Regions from separate parts of the Homo sapiens genome. Here region 2 is linked to region 1. A link is an interaction called in ENCODE POLR2A ChIA-PET data of the cell type or tissue named here. Cell type or tissue: PC-9. All regions are shown on one strand. Region 1 overlaps CAPN2 (calpain 2). Region 2 has its middle 21 kb from the start of TP53BP2.

Region 1 (5,000 bases):
CTGACTTTTCTAGAGAGGCTGCTAAAGGCATTAGAAAGTTTCTGAAGTATAATGGAAAAACCCTGCTGGAGTAAGTGCCTGGCACACTCAGGATTATCAGTGTGATTCTTTATAATAAACAGGCTCCCAGCACCAAGCCCAATCTATTCCATCAGCTGGATAAGAGCTCTCTGGCAGGCCTTGGGCCAAGCTGGCTTCCTTTGCCTCAGCAGAAGAGCATTCTGATTCTCTCTGCCATCCCCAAAACTGACAGGAGCAGAGAGAAACAAGGCAGAGGCATGAAGGGAATGTCCTCTGCGGCAGATGGTGCTTCCGGAAGAGCTCCCACAATCTGAGCTAGAATGAACAGGGGCTAGATCCAAGTCTCATATAGGCATACTTCTGCTTGACAGAGTGGGCATGCCGAGGGCCGTTGGGTGGAGGCAGGCGTGTGCAACCCAAGCAGACATGAGACGCAGCTCCTTCAAGGCAAGGTTGCCTGAGCCCAGAGAGGCTCAAATTTGTGCCCCAACTTCCTCTGTGGCTTTTGGGTGGGGCTCTTCAGAATCGAAACACACTCAGAGGGCTGCTGAAAGGGCTAAGAAGTGTTCAAGGTTGGCTTCCATCAGGCTGCTCATGACAATGGCCCCTGAGGTTTTAACACCCTTGAACGCTTGGTACTAAATCAATTAGAGGCAGGGCAGGAGCAGAAAGAGTTGGCGCATTTGATCAGTAAGTTCCAATGCCAGTGCTGTCTATTATCTGTGAACTGTGTTAACTTTGGACACGTCACTTCACCTTTTTGAGCTGTTTCCTCGTCTGTAAAAGGGGGATAATACCCATTCCATGAGGTAAAGCTTTGAGCACAGTCTCTGATGTAAGCAGGTACAGAATATATAGATGCTGTAAGTTTCATGGTCCCATGGAAGAATTCAAAAGGGTTAGATCCCGCCTGCCCTCAAAAGGGTATGTGTTAGGAAATCAGAGTAATACCTAAGTAGTAAATTGCAGAGTCCAGAGACTCTGGGACTCAGACTTGAAGGGATGAGTGAGGATTGGACTAGGACGACTTCACGGAGGAGGTGACAATGAGCCTCAAGGTATGATGCAATATGGAAAAGGAGGGAAGAGAGTGGGAAAGGAAGGAATTTCATGCAAGCAAAACAACTTGCATGCAGTAACAGAGGAGAGAGGATGCTAACCCAGTGGATAGGGTGGCTCTAGAGTGTGGATGGTCTCCACGTCTGGCAGAAAAGGCTGGACTTGCTGCTGTGGCCCCCGGGACACAGCACAATGAAGGAGGCTCCAGGCAGTCCAGAGTGTGCAGGGTCCAATGCCTGCCCTTCTCAGACAGGACCACCCATCCACCCATCAGGGCCCAGGGAGCAGGGGTCAGAAGGACCTCATGACACAGAGTTCTGACTGTGATGACACACTTTCCCCAGAGGGGAGGGGAAGGGGAGAAGGGGTTAGAAGACCCCACTGAGAATGGAGGCATCCTAGCTGCAGAAGCACCTGGCTGGTAGGCTAACAGCACTTTGTGGGTCTCGTTCCCAGGAGATCTGCGCTGACCCCCAGTTTATCATTGGAGGAGCCACCCGCACAGACATCTGCCAAGGAGCCCTGGGTAAGTGATAGATTCAGAGCAAGCTGGGGGATCTTGTCTGTAAGGCTGTGGGTGGAAGAGATGAGGGACAACCTGTGGCTTCTCTCCCTTCCCAAGCAGCTTGGCAATTTCTATTTGCAGAGAAGCTCCATGGAATTTCTTGGCCCTAGCGGGCAATGATTCTACCCTCAGCCCCATGCTGGGGCACACAAATGAGGCCTCCTGTGTCCCCTGCACAGGGCTAGTTGCTGAGGTTACAGAGATGCTGCCACTAGGAGGACCAGGGGGCTTCTGGATGTCAGCCACCCCTTGGTATGCACCTCCTGGAGCCAGCATTACCAGTGGTTCACGAAATACACTCTGGGCAGAGGACTAGGTGGGAGGACTCCCCCAGACCAATGACAGCACTGAGACATCAGTTCTGTGAGGTTCAGGAACCAGGGAAGGTGACTCAGTGTAAAGAAAGAGGAAACTCTAATGCTCGCTGCTGAAGGAAGTTATAGTACCAGGGCATTCTCAGTGTTTGCAAGACAAGCTCACCATGGTATCACAGTTGTAACGCTCATTTAAGTAAAATGAACTGGAGTAGCTGAATTGTCCAAAACCTTGCTTTCTGGAGCCGAGTTCAGATTTGTTTCTGGAGATAGTCCTTGTTGAAGGTTTCAACCCACAGGGTTCTCCACCTTTAGTATGAAAATTCCCAAAGCTTCTAGGAAGTCCCAGCAATGGGGCCTGGCGCTGTTATCTAAGATTCTCATAGAATCTGCCCTCAATGTTCTTTTACTCATAATAAATGTGGGCCTATAATTACTAGAGCAGATTATTTGCTCTGATAAACCAAAAATCTATTTTCTGCCATCAGCCTCAGCTGGCTGGCTCCCCAGACAAGTTCATCAGTAGCAAAATCAGTCAACTAGAGTTGTACCTCCTGTCCTCACCCACCTAGCAGAGGTTCTGTTACTCATATACTCCTAATACCAGCTGATAACAGCTAATATGTATCTCTAAGGCACCGTGATTATTCCCATTTTATAGATGAGGATGCAGAGGTCTTCCTACAGCTAAAGTGGTGGCTGGTACCCCTGACCCCAGGGTATGTTTAATTCCTGAGCTAGACTCCCTAAGACGGGACCTGGAAAATTTTCTAGCCCTGAGGAATGTCAGAGCATCATGTGAATCATTAGGACAGACAGACTGTGAGGAAGAACATGAGCTGGGCGGGAAAGTTTGTCTGAGCTCAGGCTCTGCAGATTCCTGAGATGCCAGAGCACATTCTTACCTGCAGAAAACACTCCTTTCATTTCTTTTCTTCTCGCCCCACAAAAGACAGAAGATAGAGGTCCTTGAGCACCCAAGGCGGATCCTCCAGGAAAATCTATTCATTAGAGAAAATGGAATTGATGGAAACTTTGACCAACCCCGGGGGCTTTAGAGAATCCAGAAACAGCCGGCGCAGTGGCTCACATCTGTAATCCCAGCACTTTGGGAGGCCGAGGCAGGCAGATCACCTGAGGTCAGGAGTTAGAGACCAGCCTGGCCAACATGGTCAAACCCTGTCTCTACTAAAAATACAAAAAAATTAGCTGGACGTGGTGGTGGGTGCCTGTAATCCCAGCTACTCAGAAGGCTGAGGCAGGAGAATTGCTTGAACCCAGGAGGCAGAGGTTGCAGTGAGTAGAGATGGCACCACTGCACTTCAGCCGGGGTGACAGAGAGAGACCCCATCTCAAAAAAAAAGAGAGAGAATCCAGAAACAAACACAGCAACTGCCTAACATCTGCTTCAGAGTTTAACAACACCTTAAGTGCCAAAGTGTAAGCAACAAATACATGATTTAAGTCCTGTGTAAATACCACTGGGCCAATTGGAGAGGAGATAGCAAAGGTTAACATTCCTGGGAGAAATTTCCCTCCCAGGGGAATTATAAACCAGGTGAAATGTAAACCTTTTAAAAATTTCTTAGTAGCTAGTCTGTAATTTCTCAGGGGTGTGTGCGTGTGTGTGTGTGTGTGTGTGTGTGTGCGCGCGCGCGCGTATAATGCAGTATTGGTCATTTTGTTCTTTCAGCCTTTTATTTTGGAGGACTCTAGTTAGATCACAATCTGTGAAATGTGGTATACTGTACTCTCACCCTGATTCTGGCACCTGGCCAGCGGGTGCTGATGGGGCCTTGACCTTCACCAAATCCCAACAGCCTCACAAGCACCAGGAACAGAGGCCATGGCAGTGACACTCTGTGACATGGCCAGAGATATGAGCCTAGACTCAGCTCTGTTGGTAGTCCGAAGACTGGGCAAGTAATTACCTGGAACTTCCATCTGGAACCTCCGTCTCTTCCAAAAACGGAGAAGGAAGGAGGGTAAATGGAGTGACCTCAGACACCCCCTATGAGTTTGTATTCAGCTATTCTAAAGCCATTCCCGGGTTTCTAACCAGCTACTCCTCATTCCTTGTGCTAGAGGGTTAGAGCACTACAAGATCATCCTTATTTTCTCTCTTTCTCTCTTTTTTTTTTTTTTTTTTTGACAGGGTCTCACTCTGTTCCCCAGGGCTGGAGTGCACTGGCAGGATCTTGGCTCACTGCAGCCTTGGCCTCCTGGGCTCGAGTGATCCTCCCACCTCAGCCTTCTGAGTACCTGGGACTACAGGCACACGCCACCACACCTGGCTAATTTTTGTATTTTTTTGTATAGACCGGGTCTTGCCATGTTGCGCAGGCTGGTCTTGAACTTCTGAGCTCAAGTGATCCACCCACCTCGGCCTCCCAAAGTGCTGGGATTACAGGCGTGAGCCACTGCGCCCAGCCAAGATCATTCTTTTATTACACACAGAAGGAGTAATAACAGTACCCATCACCTGCATAACAGTATGCAATTCATAGAGCATTTTTTCACTACAGTATTTCATGTACTCATCCCAAATCTAAAGTAAATATTCTCACCTCACTGTACAGATAAAAAAAAACTGAGCCACAGAGACGGGAGAGTAAGTGTAAAGCCACACAGCTAGTAATTGCCAAAGGATTGAACCCTGGTCTGATTTTGAATCCTACACTCTTCCTAACCCATGCTCCCTCCAATTTGCCATAGTGCTGTGCTGAGGAACCATTCTCAGCAAAATTCATCTTCTCTACCTGCGCTTTCTACCCTGAGCCTTACTCAGTTCCCCCAGGGAACTTGGGCAGGTGACATTCTTAGACTTGTGCACTTTGCAACGCCCTGCCCTGTTTACTGTGCTGCCCAGCAATGTTTAATCCACAAACACCCACGCTCCTTCCCAGAAGGCTCAGCTTCCAAGCTTCACCAAAGTCATTTAAACCATGTTTACAGAGCTGCTCTCACCAAGAGCCATCTCCATTGCAGAATATAGTTGTGTAAGAATTGATTCAGCAGAGAAAAATCTGCCCTTCTGGAGG
Region 2 (5,000 bases), 150 kb after region 1:
GGCCACGTACATGGCTGCCGTGTTAAAGGTCTCAAACATGATGTGGGTCATCTTCTCACGGTTGGCCTTGGGGTTCAGGGGGCCTTGGTCAGCAGCACGGGGTGCTGCTTGGGAGCCACACGCAGCTCATTGTGGAAGATGTGGTGCCAGATCTTCTCCATGTCGTCCCAGTTGGTGACGATGCCGTGCTCGATGGGGTACTTCAGGGTCAGGATGCCTCTCTTGCTCTGGGCCTCGTCACCCACATAGGAATCCTTCTGACCCATGCTCACCATCACGCCCTGGTGCCTGGGGCGCCCCACCATGGAAGGGAAGATGGCCCAGGGGTCATCATCCCCTGTGAAGCCAGCCTTGCACATGCCGGAGCTGTTGTCAATGACGAGCGCCGCGATATCATCATCCATGGTGAGCTGGCGGCGGGTGTGGACAGGCTGCAGAGCAGCGAGGGCAAGGCTCTGTGCTCACCTGGCAGACATGGTCTTGGCAGTCCATCATCTAGGTTTTAAGCCCCGCATGCATTAGGTATTTGTCCTAATGCTCTCCCTCTCCTTCACCCCCACCCTGGAAAGGCCTCAGTGTGTGATGTTCCCCTCTCTGTGTCCGTGTGTTCTCATTATTCAACTCCCACTTATGAGTGAGAACACACAGTGTTTAGTTTTCTGTTCCTGTGTTAGTTTGCTGAGAATGATGGTTTCCAGCTTCATCCATGTCCCTGCAAAGGACATGAACTCATTCTTTTTTAAGGCTGCATAGTATTCCATGGTGTATATGTGCCACATTTTCTTTCTCCAGTCTGTCATTGCTGGGCATTTGGGTTGGTTCCAAGTCTTTGCTTTAGTAAATAGTGCTGCAATAAACATACGTGTGCATGTGACTTTACAGTAGAATGTTATAACGCTTTGGGTACATACCCAGTAATGGGATTGCTGGGTCAAATGGTATTTCTGGTTCTAGATCCTTGAGGAATTGCCACACTGTCTTCCACAATGGTTGAACTAATTTACACTCCCACCAACAGTGTAAAAGCGTTCCTATTTCTCCACAGCCTTGCCAACATCTGTTGTTTCCTGACGTAGAATCGCCATTCTAACTGGCATGAGATGGTATCTCATTGTGGTTTTGACTGGCATTTCTCTAATGATCAGTGATGATGAGCTTTTTTTCATATGTTTGTTGGCTGCATAAATGTCTTCTTTTGAGAAGTGTCTGTTCATATTCTTCACCCACTTTTCAATGCAGTTTTTGTTTTTTTCTTGTAAATTTGTTTAAGTTCCTTGTAGATTCTGGATATTAGACCTTTGTCAGATGGGTAGATTGCAAAAATTTTCTCCCATTCTGTAGGTTGCCTGTTCACTCTGATGATAGTTTCTTTTGCTGTCCAGAGGCTCTTTAGTTCAATTAGATCCCATTTGTCAATTTTGGCTTTTGTTGCGATTGCTTTTGGTGTTTTAGTCATGAAGTCTTTGCCCGTGCCTATGTCCTGAATGGTATTGCCTAGGTTTTCTTCTAGAGTTTTTTATGGTTTCAGGTTTTACATTTAAGTCTTTAATCCATCTTGAGTTAATTTTTGTATAAGGTGTAAGGAAGGGGTCCAGTTTCTGTTTTCTGCATATGGCTAGCCAGTTTTCCCAGCACCATTTATGAAATAGCGAATCTTTTCCCCATTGCTTGTTTTTGTTAGGTTTATCAAACAGCAGATGGTTATAGATGTGTGGTGTTATTTCTGGGGTCTTGGTTCTGTTCCGTTAGTCCATATATCTGTTTTGGTACTAGTACCGTACTGTTTTGGTTACTGTAGCCTTGTAGTATAGTTTGAAGTCAGGTAGCATGATGCCTCCAGCTTTGTTCTTTTTGCTTAGGATTGTCTTGGCTATACGGGCTCTTTTTTTGTTCCATATGAAATTTAAAGTAGTTTCTTTTCTAATTCTGTGAAGAAAGTCAATGGTGGCTTGATGGGAACAGCATTGAATCTATAAATTACTTTGGGTAGTATGGCCATTTTCACAATATTGATTCTTCCTATCCATGAGCATGGAATTTTTTTTCCATTTGTTTTTGTCATCTCTTATTTCCTTGAGCAGTGGTTTGTAGTTCTCCTTGAAGAGGTCCTTCACATCCCTTGTAAGTTGTATTCCTAGGTATTTTATTCCTTTGTAGCAATTGTGAATGGGAATTCACTCATGATTTGGCTCTCTGCTTGTCTATTATTAGTGTATAGGAATGCTTGTGATTTTTGCACATTCATTTTGTATCCTAAGACTTTGCAGAAGTTGCTTATCAGCTTAAGTTTTTGGGCTCAGACAATGGGATTTCTAAATATACAATTATGCCATCTGCAAACAGAGACTATTTGACTTCCTTTCTTCCTATTTGAATACCCCTTATTTATTTATCTTGCCTGATGGCCCTGGCCAGAACTTCTAATACTATGCTGAATAGGTGTGGTGAGAGAGGGCATCCTTGTCTTGTGCCGGTTTTCAAAGGGAAAGCTTCCAGCTTTTGCCCACTCAGTATGATATTGGCTATGGGTTTGTTATAAATAGCTCTTATTATTTTGAGATATGTTCCATCGATACCTAGTTTATTGAGAGTTTTTTGCATGAAGGCATGTTGAATTTTATTGAAGGCCTTTTCTGCATCTATTGAGATAATCATGTGGTTTTTGTCATTGGTTCTGTTTAAGTGATGGATTACATTCATTGATTTGCATATGTTGAACCAGCCTTGCATCCCAGGGATGAAGCCGACTTGATCATGGTGGATAAGCTTTGGATGTGCTGCTGGATTTGGTTTGCCAGTATTTTATTGAGGATTTTTGCATTGATGTTCATCAGGGATATTGGCCTGAAATTTTGTGGAGTTTTTTTGGTGTGTCTGTGCCAGGTTTTGGTATCAGGATGATGCTGGCCTCATAAAGTGAATTAGGGAGGAGTCTTTCTTTTTCTATTGTTGGGAATAGTTTCAGAAGGAATGGTACCAGCTCCTCTTTGTACCTCTGGTAGAATTCGGCTATGAATCCTTCTGGTCCTGGGCTTTTTTTGGTTGGTAGGCTATTAATTTCTTTCTCAATTTCAGAACTTGTTATTGGTCTATTCAGGGATTCAACTTCTTCCTGGTTTAGTCTTGGGAGGGTGTATGTGTTCAGCAATTTATCTATTTCTTCTAGATTTTCTAGTTTATTTGCATAGAGGTGTTTATAGTATTCTCTGACGGTGGTTTGTATTTCTGTGGGATCAGTGGTGATATGCCCTTTATCATTTTTTATTGTGTCTATTTGATTCTTCTCTCTTTTCTTCTTTATTAGTGTAGCTAGCGGTCTATTTTGTTAATTTTTTCAAAAAACCAGCTCCTGGATTCATTGATTTTTTGAAGGGTTTTTCATGTCTCTATCTCCTTCAGTTCTGCTCTGATCTTAGTTATTTCTTGTCTCCTGCTAGCTTTTGAATTTGTTTGCTCTTGCTTCTCTAGTTCTTTTTTTTTTTTTTTTTAGACAAAGTATCACTCTGTCCCAGGCTGGAGTGCAATGGTGGGATCTCGGCTCACTGCAGCCTCCGCCTCCCAGGTTCAAGCTATTCTCCTGCCTCAGCCTCCCAAATAGCTGGGACTGCAGTCACCCGCCATCACGCCCAACTAATTTTTGTATTTTTAGTAGAGACGGGATTTCACCATGTTGGCCAGGCTGGCCTTGAACTCCTGACCTCGTGATCCACCCGCCTCAGCCTCCCAAAGTGCTGGGATTACAGGTGTGAGCCACCGCGCCTGGCCGCTTCTCTAGTTCTTTTAATTGTGATGTTAGGGTGTCAATTTCAGATCTTTCCAGCTTCCCAATGTGGGCATTTAGTGCTGTAAATTTCCCTCTAAATTCTGCTTTAGCTGTGTCCCAGAGATTCTGGTACATTGTCTCTTTGTTCTCATTGGTCTCAAAGAACTTCTTTATTTCTTCCTTCATTTCGTTATTTACCCAGAAGCCATTCAGGAGCAGGTTGTTCAATTTCCATGTAGTTGTGAGGTTTTGAGTGAGTTTCTTAATCCTAAATTCGAATTTGATTGCACTATGGTCTGACAGACTGCTATGATTTCCATTCTTTTGCATTTGCTGAGGAGTCTTTTACTTCCAAGTATGTGGCCAGTTTAAGAATAAGTGCCATGTGGCACTGAGAAGAATGTTTATTCTGTTGATTTGGGGTGGAGAGTTCTGTAGACATCTATTAGGTCCACAGCTGAGTTCAAGTCCTGAATATCCTTGTAATTTTCTGTCTCATTGATCTGTCTAATATTGACAGCGAGGTGTTAAAATCCCCCACTATTATTGTGTGGGAGCCTAAGTCTCTTTGTAGGTCTCTAAGAACTTGTTTTACAAATCTGGGTGCTCCTGTATTGGATGCATATATATTTAGGATGGTTAGCTCTTCTTGTTGCATTGATTCCTTTAACATTATGTGATGCCCTTCTTTGTCTTTTTTGATCTTTGTTGGTTTAACGTCTGTTTTATTAGAGACTAGGATTGCAACCTACTTGCAAGCAAAAAAAAAAAATGCTTTTTTTTGCTTTCCATTTGCTTGGTAAATATTCCTTCATCCCTTTTTTTTGAGCCTATGTGTGTCTTTGAACATAAGATGGGTCTCTTGAATATAGCACACTGGTGGGTCTTGACTTTTTATCCAATTTGCCAGTCTGTGTCTTTTAATTGGGGCATTTAGCCCATTTACATTTAAGGTCAATATTGTTATGTGTGAATTTGATGCTGTCATCATGATGCTAGCTGATTATTTTGCACATTAGTAGATGCAGTTCCTTCATAGTGTCAATAATCTTGTATTTCGGTGTGTTTTTGCAGTGGCTGTTACCAGTTTTTCCTTTCCATATTTAGTGCTTCCTTCAGGACCTCTTGTAAGGCAGGCCTGGTGGTGACAAAATCCCTCAGCATTTGCTTGTCTGGAAAGGGTTTTATTTCTCCTTTGCTTTTGAAGCTTAGTTTGGCTGGATATGAAATTCTGGGT

What was found. ChIA-PET counts read pairs that join two places held together with the same protein. Peaks named below come from ENCODE experiments on the same cell type or tissue, not always from the same donor. Only the 100,000 strongest peaks of a DNase experiment are listed, where the experiment ranks them.
Region 2: POLR2A ChIA-PET joins it to region 1 with 13 read pairs; 2 of 35 experiments call an interaction of 5 or more read pairs at or near these places.

What each region holds. Positions count from the first base shown.
Region 1 is chr1:223,716,226-223,721,225 of GRCh38, forward strand. It overlaps CAPN2 (calpain 2), which reads left to right. Exons shown (of 21, transcript NM_001748.5): 2 at 1,537-1,606. Among named protein-coding and RNA genes, the nearest start is that of CAPN2, 6.2 kb to the left of the region's middle. RefSeq lists enhancers at 2,199-2,368, 2,534-3,381. In PC-9, no CTCF peak of the experiment used is centred here; DNase peaks (open chromatin) are centred at 2,036, 2,776, 3,476 and 4,916; H3K4me3 peaks cover 810 bases; H3K27ac peaks cover 5,000 bases.
Region 2 is chr1:223,864,448-223,869,447 of GRCh38, forward strand. It overlaps the pseudogene ACTBP11. Among named protein-coding and RNA genes, the nearest start is that of TP53BP2, 21 kb to the left of the region's middle. In PC-9, no CTCF peak of the experiment used is centred here; no DNase peak of the experiment used is centred here.